Linked DNA regions of Homo sapiens: region 2 is linked to region 1. A link is an interaction called in ENCODE POLR2A ChIA-PET data of the cell type or tissue named here. Cell type or tissue: MCF 10A. All regions are shown on one strand. Links, peaks and the distances in the headings refer to the core of each region. The heading gives the core; the rest is flanking DNA.

The links. ChIA-PET counts read pairs that join two places held together with the same protein. Peaks named below come from ENCODE experiments on the same cell type or tissue, not always from the same donor. Only the 100,000 strongest peaks of a DNase experiment are listed, where the experiment ranks them.
Region 2: POLR2A ChIA-PET joins it to region 1 with 8 read pairs; 3 of 35 experiments call an interaction of 5 or more read pairs at or near these places.

What each region holds. Positions count from the first base shown.
Region 1 is chr15:99,321,854-99,326,853 of GRCh38, reverse strand. All of the region lies in intron 5 of LRRC28 (leucine rich repeat containing 28), which reads right to left. Among named protein-coding and RNA genes, the nearest start is that of LRRC28, 73 kb to the right of the region's middle. In MCF 10A, for the core only: no CTCF peak of the experiment used is centred there; DNase peaks (open chromatin) are centred at 2,373 and 2,643.
Region 2 is chr15:99,704,238-99,712,138 of GRCh38, reverse strand. It overlaps MEF2A (myocyte enhancer factor 2A), which reads right to left. Exons shown (of 12, transcript NM_001319206.4): 10 at 5,284-5,410; 11 at 1,379-1,505. Among named protein-coding and RNA genes, the nearest start is that of LYSMD4, 25 kb to the left of the region's middle. In MCF 10A, for the core only: no CTCF peak of the experiment used is centred there; a DNase peak (open chromatin) is centred at 3,358.

The DNA.
Region 1 (5,000 bases), core at 1-5,000:
AAATCTACAGACCAATATCCCTCATGAACATAAGTGCAAAAGTCCTTAACAAAATATTAGCAAATGAAAGCCAGCAACACTTAAAATGATTATTTATCATGAACAAGTAGGTCTGAGATGTTTCTGAGTGTACATTTTTTTAAAAGGTGGGAAAGAGAATCTACAAAAGCAGTAAAAAAAATACTGGCAGGCATCATGGACCAGAAATTGTGAGAAATTACTAGATGATAGAAAAGAACAGAAATTAAATTAAATACAGAAATACCACAAAAGAGTCAGCAGCATCAATAAAGTGTTAAAGCCTCGCTAGCCACCATCCACCCAAGCTAACTCAGCAGCCTGGTTCTTTCCACAAAGTTGAATAGTAACTTAGCTGTTTACTTGGCTCTTGCTTGCTCTGCCCCAGGACATGACCTTTTAAAGGGCAGGGACTGTCTTGCCCATCTTTGCAGTAACATGCCTTAGCTCTGTGCCTGGAACACAGGAGGCACCATTATCTCTTTGCTGAAAGAATAAACTAGAATGTGATTAATATGCTGTAAAATGATATCTGGACCCTAATGGGGGTCTGAAGATAATTTTCCAGGTAAGAAAGTATACCTTTTAAAACCTTTTAATCATTTTTTTTATTTTTTAAAAAGCAAAGAACATACCCTTATTTTATTGATATTTTATGAACTGGGTAATGACCAAATCTGGGAACACCACTGTAACTTACACCCTCTATAGAATAGAGAGAAATACAGAACAAAGGTAGGTGAGGGCCCCATAAGAGGCCACACTCCAAAATCCATACTGAATCTGTTAGCCTCTCCGAGACCTCTACTGTTGACACCAAGCTCAGCCTATTACCATCTCTTGCCTGAACTCAACCAACAAGCCTTCCCATTGGTCGTCTTCTTCTATTCTCACCCCTTCCAATCTATTTTCTACACAGAAGTCAAAGTGATATTAAAATATACGTCAGATGGCGGTCCTTCCCTGCCCCAAACTCTGCCCTGGCTTTCTGCTGCACATCAATAAAATCTCTAACACCGTCTTACTAGCAACATGGTCTCCAGATCAGCCCTGGCCCACCTCTCTTCCCCACAAGTGGGTCTGATGCTAGAAATGTAAGGTTGGTTCAACAGCTGAAAAATCAATGTAATACACATGTTCATGGAATAAGAATAAAGCATTTCACAAAATCTAAAATCCACTCATGATAACTACTCTCAACAAACTAGGAACAAAAGGCAACTCCTTCAACCAATAAGGGGCATCTACAAAACACCTCTAGCTGAGAACGTATGGAACACTACGTTAATGGTGACAGGCTGAGTGCTTTCCCCTTAAATCCCCCTTGTGCCTACAAGGCAAGGAGGCTGAGTGTTTCCATTGGTACCCAACAATATACTGGAGATTCTAGCAAAGGCCGGAAGGCAAAAACTGAACAAACAAAAAGCATCAAGAATGGAAGAGAAGAAGTAAAACTTTATTTACAGATAAAATGATCCTTAGTAGAAAATACTAATTAAGGGATCCACAAAAACTCTTAGAACTAATAAACAAGTTTTAAAGGGTTGCTAGATACAAGATCAATATTAGAAAATCAATTGCATTTCTATACATCAGGAAAAAACAATTCCAAAATTAAATTAAGAAAATAATTCCATTCACAACAGCACCAAAAAAAATTATATACTTGGTAATAAACTGAACAAAAGTAGTACAAAACTTATATGCTACAAACTGCAAAATACCGTTGAGAGAAATTAAAGAAGATCTAAATAAACAGAACGATATTTCATGTTTATAGATTTGAAGACAACACTGGTGAGATGGCACACTCCCCAAACTGATCTGCAGATTCAACACAATCCCTATCAAAATCCCAGGAGGCTTTTTTTGGTAGAAATTGACAGACTGATTTTAAATATTTATTGCTGTGTCATGCTGAAATTAATGTTGTATTCCTGACACAGAGTTACAATGCATTCTTTTTGGAATCCTGGTAGAATCCTACTCTTTTCACACCACTCCCAATCCTTTCTACCCCTTCCCTGGGAGCAAACATAAGTCTGTACACCTTATTTCCTTAGTGTCTCTAACTTTACAGTTGTTTGCATTGTTTACTTTTGTGCTAAATACACAATACCTTGAAACTTTTCAGCTACTTATAGAGTATTCTGAAAATGATTTTATTATTGCCACATAGTAATTACTTAGATTAGGCACAAAAATAACATTATGGTGTCAATTTCAAAAGAAAAACACAGTAAGTCCCCTTTAAATCATAGTTCTGTGCTGATGCACAATGACCTAACCTAAAATTTAAATGGGAATGGGAAGGAAGCCACCCACTCCACACCAAGCTAGTGACCACAGAGAGTCAATGACAGACTTGATATTTTTAAGCACTTGCTTTTTCCGGTACCACTAAAAATAGCTCTAAGTTGAGCTCCAGAGCACACTGGGTTGAGAACATACAGAAATCCCCCTTTATCCGCGGTTTAGCTTTCTGAGGTTTCAGTTACCCACAGTCAACTGCAGTCTGAAAATATTAAATGGAAAATTCCAAAAATTAACCGTCCGTAAGTTTTAAATTTCATGCCATTTTGAGCAGCATGATGAAACCTCATTGTATGAATCAGCCCTTAGTCCAGTGTACCCGCCCTGTCTACCCTCCTCGCCCATTAGTCACTTAGTCATTTAGGGTATTAGCTCCAGAAAACGTAGTGGATATAAGGTTGAGTGCTATTTGAGGTTTTAGGCACCCACGGGGGGTCTTGGAACATACTCCCACAGATAATAGGGGACTACTGTACAAATAAATAAAAGACAACATTTCAATGCCAAATTCCATTTGGTGTACAGTAAGTCTTCCTTTTTATATCCATTTTCTTTCTCTTGAGCTGTGGAATACACATACTCTGGTACGTACAAATAGGTTCAAACCATAATCCTGTTACTTATTGGCCATGCAACTTTGGGTTATTTACTCAACTATTTAGATCATCGAATTGCTGTTAAAGAAAAAAGAGTAACACCTAACTCAGGAGATTAATAGTGATTAAAATATCCCATATAATTCAATAACAATAACAGAAAAGTTAGTATTTACTTCTAATTTTTCAGTTCATACTACAAAATATTCCAAATGTAAACTCAATATAAATACTTCTGTAATTGATGAAGTTTTTTATTATCAAAATAACTGCAAACACAAACATGTTTGTTAACTCTAACACAGAGAAAAGGGCTCTTTATTGGGAGATAGATGACTTTCAGAAACTGTGAAGCACTATCTTCCTTGGACAATTAAAAAAATTAAAAGCAATTCAGATTCACTTGAAATATTAGTCCATTTTTAAGGCTAAGAACAGCATTCAGGATGTCCCACACACTTAAGTTAACTGCAATTATCAAACAACGCAACCTCTTAGACATTCCTTGTAACAATTGGGATCGAATCCTAGATATAGTCTAAAATCATTTTTTAAAAAGCAGAATTCATATCTTCCTAAGAAGGAGTTTAACCTGACTCTCTGATATGAGGATTAAAATCCTTTAACACCAAATTATTGTACTTATATTTTTAAACCCAGACTGGTCACTGCAAATAAGCAGCCTAGCTAGAAAGGACCTGGTCTCTACACGTGGGGTGAATCATGCTCACAGACCAGGGAGCCAAAATCAAACTGTGGTAAATTATGCTTAATAATACAAATAAACTTTGATGCTTCTGTTCTGAGATGTTTCTGAGTGTACATTATTTTAAAAGGTGGGAAAGAGAATCTACAAAAGCAGTAAAAAAAGATACTGGCAGGCATCATGGACCAGAAATTGTGAGAAATTACTGGATGATAGAAAAGAACAGAAATTAAATACAGAAATACCACAGAAAAATCAGCAGCATCAACAAAGTGGTCAAAGCCTCTGCTAGCCACCATCTACCCAAGCTAACTCAGTAGCCTGGTTCTTTCCACAAAGTTGAATAGTAACTTAGCTGTTTATTTGGCTCTTGCTTGCTTTGCCCCAGGACATGACCTTTTAAAGGGCAGGGATTGTCTTGCCCACCTTTGCAACAACATGCCTTAGCTCTGTGCCTGGAACACAGGAGGCACCATTATCTCCTTGCTGAAAGAATAAACTAGAATGTGATTAATATGCTGTAAAATGGTATCTGGACCCTAATGGGGGTCTGAAGATAATTTTCCAGGTAAGAAAGTATACCTTTTAAAATCTTTTAATCACTTATTTTATTTTTTAAAAAGCAAAGAACATACCCTTATTTTATTGATATTTTATGAACTGGGTAATGACCAAATCTGGGAACACCACTGTAACTTACACCCTCTATAGAATAGAGAGAAATACAGAACAAAGGTAGGTGAGGGCCCCATAAGAGTCCACATTCCAAAATCCATACTGAATCTGTTAGCCTCTCCGAGACCTCTACTGTTGACACCAAGCTCACCCTATTACCATCTCTTGCCTGAACCCAACCAACAAGCCTCCCCATTGGTCTTCTTGCTTCTATTCTCACCCCCTCCAATGTCACAGAAGCCAGTGATATTAAAATATACATCAGATCATGGTCCTTTCCTGCCCCCAGACTCTGCCCTGGCTTTCTGCTGCACTTCAATAAAATCTCTAACACCATCTTACTAGCAACATGGTCTCCAGATCAGCCCTGGCCCACCTCTCTTCCCCACCTCGCTACAATCTAATTACCTTGTCCTTCCTTCTGTCTGGCCCAATGAAGTGTCAAGTTATTTCTTCCCTTGGAGGCTTTGAATCTGCTATTCCTCGGTCAGGAATGCTCCTTCCCAACCCTCCCAACCGTAGACTCTTTCTTGTGTTTCAGAATGTTACCATCACATTTTCACAAAGGCCTTCCCTGACTTCAAGCAGATTCCCTATTTCTCAATTGTAGCATCCTATTTATTCCCTCCCTGCATTTACTTATTTAATTACTTATTCATTTATTTACATGTCAAACCACAGTGTGTACCTCC
Region 2 (7,901 bases), core at 1,117-6,116, 380 kb before region 1:
TGCAGCTAAAGTATACAAAACAATGTCAGTGTCTTAATGCTGTGCAGGGACCAGAAAGACAGAGGAACAGCAGCCTCATCTGCTCACCGCCTCTTCTTCCTCAGCATCTGCTCCCCATCTGCTCTGGCCCTGTGACAGGGCACAACATCGCTCATCCTCGCAACACCTCTAAGGTGCAAGTCGCACCATCCCCATTTTCCAGATGAGGAAATGAGGGGCTGGCTGAGAGCAGTAGAGGAGGACGCAAACAGGCTGTTCCCCGGGCCTGGGCTCTGAGCCCTTTCCACTTGCTTTTCCAGGACTATTTTTAGTGCATTCATTTAGGATGCTCAGGACAGGCCTGAGGGCCAAATCCTGTGTAGGCAAATTTCCCTGAGATACTCTGCTGCTTTTTCCATGACATAATTCCTAAGAAGACCACTGACAACAATCCTCACTGTGCAGTTACTTCAGAATGGATGAGGGAAAGGGACTGCTGAGCTCAGGCTCTCTGGGGACTTCCTGGGCAGAGGCTAGGGGCCTGGGGTATTCCTACTGCCCAGAGCACAGGCAAGGCAGCCAGTCTTCATGGAGGCCAGCTGGGTCTGCTATGTTGTCCCCTCTCTTGGGACACTCTCCTCCAACTGCTCCATGGGTCTGCTGTCATCCTGGTTCCACAAAAGCCCTGTTCTTTCTCCCGGCTGTCAGGGATGTCTGGCCTCATCTGGGCGCCACTGTAAATCCTCTTTGCTTATATCCTTACACCCTGCCCATACGGAACATTCTCTTTGTGAATGAGGTTTGGTGTGTGCATTGGGCTGGGATCAGTCACACAAATCCTATGGAGCCTGACTGATATATAAGACACCCTGTCCCCAGTTTTCCTTCCCTGTGGCCCAGGGAGAAAGCAAAAGCTCCAGCTTGTCTTCCTATTCTTGTCTACAGATACTCACCAAAGCAGTCAATGGCAAGGGTGGCAGGGAGGCCTGAATGCCTACAGGCTGCCTTTCAAGCAGTGCAGCCAGAGGCAGGTGCTTGGGAGCAGGGGTGCAGTAGGCAGCTTCATCACTGGTCAGAGGGCAGAAGGATGGTGCATGCGGGTGGTATCTGTGCCTTCAGACCCCTTCAGATCCTGGTTGAGTCTCTCTACCTCAGGATGTCCCTATGGGAGAAGCCTTGCTCCCCAAATCCCTTCAAGGAATGCCTAGTTTGTCAGTATCCAAGCTACTGTCTAGAGCCATGTAAGAAAATATTTTCTCCCGACACTTGTATCTACCTGAAAAGGAATCATTACAGGATTCCTCACACGAAACTCAACAGAGCAAAAGGCTGTCACTGATAGGAAAAGAGAGTGTGTAGGCCAGGAGTAAAGATGCAGGGAAAACTTCTAGTTACTCACACAAGAGAGCTGAGGGCTGCTTGTCCTAGGTGGTGCTGCTGCCAGGCCGACACCTGTCCCAGCGACAGCATTCCTGGCGAGTTGAAGCCTTGAAGGGCTGACAGGTCAGCGCTGGTCAGTGAATAATCTACAAAGGAAGACAAGAGGGCTCTGCATATGATGGAAGGTCCATACGGAATCTATTTTTTACGTAGCTACTGCAAAAGTTCCTACATTGAGGCCAGCCATGCTGGCTCATGCCAGTAATCCCAGCACTTTGGGAGGCCAAGATGGGCGGATCACTTGAGGTCAGGAGTTTGAGACCAGCCTGGACAACATGGTGAAACCCCGTATCTGCTAAAAATACAAAAATTATCCAGGCGTGGTGGCGCATGCCTGTAGTCCCAGCTACTTGGGAGGCTGAGGCAGGAGAACTGCTTGAACCCGGGAGGCAGAGGCTGCAGTGAGCCGAGGTAGCACCACTGCACTCCATCCAGCCTGGGCAACAGACTTCCTCTCAAAAAAAAATAAAATAAAAAGTTCCTACATTGAGAGAAGCCAGATACTTCACAACAAAACAACATACATGTGGGTCTAAAATCCGCAAAATCTTTTCTTGGAAGATTTACAGGATCTAGCAATATTTCTTTGTCTGGGATGATTCAAATAAGAGGCCATCATTAAAGAGTGTTCTGTACAATTGTTACTTTAAATATGCCTGCCACTACCCTTTGGAACAAAGAGAAACACTCAACCTCAACCAGAGTGAGTTTGAATCAGCAAGTCTTAATGAAGCAAGGGGTTGGGGGACAGGGAATAGGGGACAGGAAAGACAGAATCCCTACATGGGGTGCCAAGCTCAGTGACATCATTACACAATTAGTAAGCGCATTTGTTTAAAGTACCTAGACTGTCGCAAACTCCCTGACAGCATGCAAGAGTTTCAACTTCATGAAAAAACTCGGTGTCCTAGAGTATACCCAGCTCATATCATATGAATGCTTCAGTCGTAATCACTGGGACCAAGATTTAGGACGTTAGTTATCACTCACACGGGGAGTTATTTCAGCTCATCATTAACACTTGTCTTTCTCACTTGGTTCCAAAGAGAGGTGGCAAAACTCTTCTACTTTTATCTTCTTTCTCATGTCTCAAGAGAGGTGTTTAAAGAAATTGGTCTTCCTAGTGAATTAACATTTTAAAAAAGGAACGGAGTTGAAGCGACACAGCTGGTGCTCAGGGCTGTCCTGACTCTGCCCTTGTCATTCTATACACTCCCATGGGCTGGGGCAAGGACCCGTCACACTGACGCCTTCCCCAGTGCTCCCTCCGGCCCACAGTCTCCTTCGACCTCTAGATCTTTTAAACGACCTAGTGCCATGTCCATTTGGACGCCACTCCAAACGCCACACATCTGACATGGCCCATCCTTTCCTGCAAACCTGTTCCTCCTTAAGTACTCTTAGTACATGGCACCAACATGCACCCAGCAGCTCGTGCAGAAGCCCATGGGTGTTATCCTTGCTACTTCCCTTCCCTCTCACTCCCAACATCAATTTCCAGGTCTGAGCAATTCTATCTGCTCTCTCTCAAGCCTGCCCAGGTCTCACCATCTCTACTGCCACCTCTCTAGTCTATGCTATCAGCACCCATTGCTTGGACCACTACAGTAGCCTCTGATGTGGCTTCCTGGCATTGCCTTTTAACCCTATATACAGCAAAGACATCTTTTTAAAATAACAAATATGGTCATGGCACTCCTCTACTTCAAAAGTTTTTTATGGCTCCCCAATGCTCTCCGGACAGTTTCCAAAATCCTTGACATAGTCTACAAATCATTACTTACCTCTCTAGTCTCAATTCTAACCACCCACGCTCTGTCCCCATTCCTTCAGCCCCGTCCCGCCCGCAAACTCCTAGCCTTTGTACAGGCACACCCTCTCCCAAGAGCACTCTGCCTCCTCTGCCTGGCTGAGTCACGCATGTTCCTTCCTGTCCGAGCTGAGACACAGCCCTTGACACAACTGCAGCAGCTTATCCCTAGAGCTGTGTGTCTTGTGCCTTCCCCCCAGGCTTCACTGCTGACTGCACTCCTGCATTTCCAGTGCCTGGCACAGTGCCTGCCACACAGCAGCTGCCTGATAAATATTTGCTGAATAGATGTGGAAATAAGTTAAAAACAACATGGTAAACTTCAAACAGAGTAAGTGTTACGAGAAAGAGAAGAAAGATAAAGTCGGTCAAAAGGTGGCATGAGACTGACGCTAAGCGACTGATGATTTTGAGAGCCTGCCTCCATTTTTATATGCTTTGGTAATTTCTTTTATACTTTTAAAAAATAAATTCCCAATTCAATGGCATTTCTAAAAATAAGTATAGTGGAATTTCTAAGTATACTGAAAAACCTGTAATGAAACGGTCAGTAAACCATAATCTGACACCCAGTTCAAGCTCCCTCTTCTCAGCCAATACACCTTTGAACAGTATAGCTTTGCCCTCCCTTCTCAATTCTCAGAGTATAAATTCACAATCACAACAATTCAGGACTTCCCCTCCACGGTTACCCACTTAGGTATGTCCTGCCTCCTCACTTGGAATAAACTTGGAGAAAGCTATGTCCCTAGTACAGTCTCTCACAGAGCAGGTGATCAATGCGTCGAAACAGAATTTCTATGAATGCTTCATCCCTGGCTTTACTCTGGAACCTTGTTCTGTGCAAGGCACTAATAACAGGCTATGATTCACAATCCCTAAGATAGTATGCAGTTGACAAATTTGGGCATTATTTTTCATACTAACGGTTGGAAAAGTAATGGATATTTCCTAAGAGACTTTTTTTTTTTCAATAAAACCTTTTATTGTTGATTCTGTTTTAAAAGAACTTCTTAGAATTCAAGTGGCAATCAAATGTTATCAACGCTCTGTCCCCTCACGTAGCTGCGGACAGCAGTTTCAAAGTTCTGTGCCAAAGCATTTACCCTGAAGGCTAAAATCAGACCATCTTTACCACAGTCTACTTATGACACTCAGGAGAATCATAATAACTTCTCTGCATTGCAGTCTCTGAGTAATGGGCAAGGGAGAATTGAACTACTGCCGTCTTCCTCTGAAGCATCAGGTGTTTGGCTCAGCTGATGAGAAAGCGAAACCACATGTGTTTTCCACTCCTTCTTAGATTGGTAAATTTAAATGAAACCAGCTGCCCTCGATTCTCCATACAGTCTGCTTGGCTAAAAGCACTCCTACGATCACTGTAATATTCTTAAACTTTCCTAATACAACCCCAAATTAGGGCATTTTAAGATGAAATGCCTAAATAAACATAAATGAAGGAAAAGCTCCCCTCAAAGGCAGAGTGACTGGCTCCGAGGAGAAATCAGAACAGCCCTTGTTTTGCCCCTCAGGTGCACATGACATGGACCAAGCTAGTGGTTACAGGGAGGAAAACAGCCTGTTCGACACAGCCAAACGTCGGCCACCTCCTGAAGTCTCAGGTCCAAAGGGATTCATGTCTTTCCCAAAGCAGGTTAACACAGCATAAAGACAAACATCTTATTTTAAAAGCCTGGAAAAGCGTGATACTGTATGAAGAGAAACTACATCAGCAATACTCAAGCAACAGGCTGCTCCCCTCTTGGCTTGATGCATGTCACCATTTTGCTATCATCCACGTGGCTTTGTGTCAGGGGTTAAGTGAAAGTTCACACTGGAGAAGCCGGAATAACTTACTCATCGCACTATCCACACTATCCATTTTGTTTGTAATTTTTTCAAGGCTAGCACATTGAAAAATACATCCTAATTTAAATCTAAAAAACTGGAAATAGTTTATTTCAATAAATATACTTAAAAAAAATCACAGAAGCACACGTTGATCACAAAACAGAGAGCGGTAAAACCTACGGAAGGCACCAGAGCAGGCTCACCAGTGTTGTAGGCAGTCGGCATTGCTGAGTACACAAGTCCTTGCGGAGGCAAGCTTGGGGTTGTCACAGACACGACTGGGGTAGCAAGAGGTTGAGTGGCTTGAGAACTACTGATCCTCTGGGTATTCTGTGAGATCAAAAAAGAGAAAATGTGTTCTGATGTGGTATTTATGTTGACTTAAAAATCACTTTCAATTTAAGTGACATTTTTCACAGTTTCATATGAATGTCATTTTCTGAAGCACTGATGATGTGAAAACTTCAAAAATACTAGTGAGAATAACTAAATATTTAATTTGAAGGGTCCTATTTTTACATTAATTCTTTTAAAATAGTTGATTAGTGTCAGACACCCCACGTTAAAATAGGAACTTCTGTTACAGGCATTAGCACTTCTATTTGTTGCACAAAATGAGGACTTGATGCCACTACAAATACTGTCAGACTCCCCTAAATGAAGTATGTGTAGGTTTTAAATACCTGATGATGGCAAAGGTCATCTGTATATATAGGGATTGTACGTCTATGAGTATAGGAATCAAAACTACTTTTCTTTGCGGTATTATTTACGTGTTAACACGGTTTGAAGTCATGGCTTATTGGGTGCAGCTTGTATTCTTATTTCTTTCTCTCCAATCATGCAGTTGACCTATTTTTTAACAACAGATTCGGACATGTATCCCTTCATAGTCCCCTGGCCTTCTGTAGCAGAGGCTTTGAGTAGAGAATTTTGAATCAAGTACTGCCGACAGGGCAGTGGAAGAGCAATATTAAATGCTTTTTGCCAACTGGATGCATCTGTGTAGCATCCTATCCATGCTGGGAATGGATAAAAAAAATTCAACTATTAAATAATCCAGTTAGTCTAAGACAGTCATTGTCCTTAACGTGTAGGAGTACGACAGAAGCAGTTTCTCGCCAAACTGGCTTAAGGTAACGGTTTTTGAAAATCAAAGATCAGAGGAACACAACAGACTCTGTGTCACTAGCACATAAGAAAGCCACAGCACAACTCTATTTGTTTTTTATAAATTATGTTACAGCCTGATAACTGACATTCGGGGGTCTGAGCCAAATCAGTAAAGTATAATTCAGTGCCTTTGAGATTATGAAGAGTTAGAATGTGATTCCATTTTCTCTATCACAATTTTCAAAAGGGTACATCAGACAAAAAGGCCTTTGGCTAGATGTAGACACTTACAAACATTCGATGAGGATCCTGATCTCAGTTTATTTCTTTTTAATTTCTACTTTCTAACCTAGGTTAGAAGATGTGAGAAAGATCATGTGGATGTGGATGTATTGCCTGAGTTTCTGTCCCAGATTCACCATTTCCTAGGCATTGGGAAAATAATTTGACCTCTCTGAACTTCTTCATTGTCAAATAAAGAAGATATAGCAATCTTTGTCCTGGCTGCCTTGCACAGCTACTGTGAGAATCAAATGAGGTTACTATGTCAGAAGTGCTTTCATAACTGAAGTACTACACAAATATAAGATAATATCCTTATTGTCCTAAGAAACCCTCTGTCCCAAATTTCTATATAACTGGTGGGAAAAAAGATACATATTTTTATTCCTTCTAATCCATAGCCTAGTCTACTGCAGCTTTCATGAAGTCAAGTTGTTCTAGTATTGCTCGGCTTCTAAAGGAATCTGTCGCTGGTCTTAACAGTACAGTCTTTAGTGCAGGCCCCAGGGCACCTGTCCTTCTGCACTTCGGATCAGAGTCATCCACAATTATACTTTAGAGCTCAAGGCAAGCTGAACAACTTTCTAAGTTGTAACGGACTGTGCTTCTGATTATATTTTGGTTCTGGCACATAAAGTTCTGCATTTTTAATTGATTAAGTTTTAAATAATATAAATGGCTGTTTATAAGTTTTTAGGTATGTATTTTAAAGTCTTCAAGGACCTAATATATTTATCTCTGAGGTTCTGTAATTACAGATGTACTCTGAGGAATGTGGAAAATCAATGTATGCCAGTTCGGAATATATTTTAGTCTCAGCATCAAGTTTATAAATTTAATGACTTTTCGAGATAGAGATCTACTTTGGACTTAATTTCTTCTTTAATATTTAGTCTGGAACTTCATAAGTCCAATCACTAGGTGAAAGAATACAGTATGACATAGTTTGGCCTGGACCCTACCTACTCCATGGCATCATCTTCATGCAATCTCCTGGCATGTCTTCAAAAGCAGTGAAGACTTCAAACACTAGTTCCACTCATCTAAGCTCCTCATCTCAACGGCACTGAGTTCTACAAGAGTGAGTGATTTTCAGAACCACAAGAGGGCAGTATAGTGCTAGATAATTCATGGACGCATTCACAACTCCTTGAACAGTGAGGTCTAACCTAAGGTGAATTATTTTAGCTTGAATTATAAACTCTCATTTACTGATCATTATGGTATCATTAAGTAAAGTGTTTCTCCAAAAGATATTCATAATATAATTCAAAACATTTACAGCTGACTAGAATATTTCAGTTGGCCAATACAAAACTACACCCAAAACTGTGAGTGATCACAAAGCTAAATAAAGAACAATCTCGTATTTTAAGGGGAACAGATAACCTTCTTTGAAAAGAAAACAAACTGTGCAAAACACACC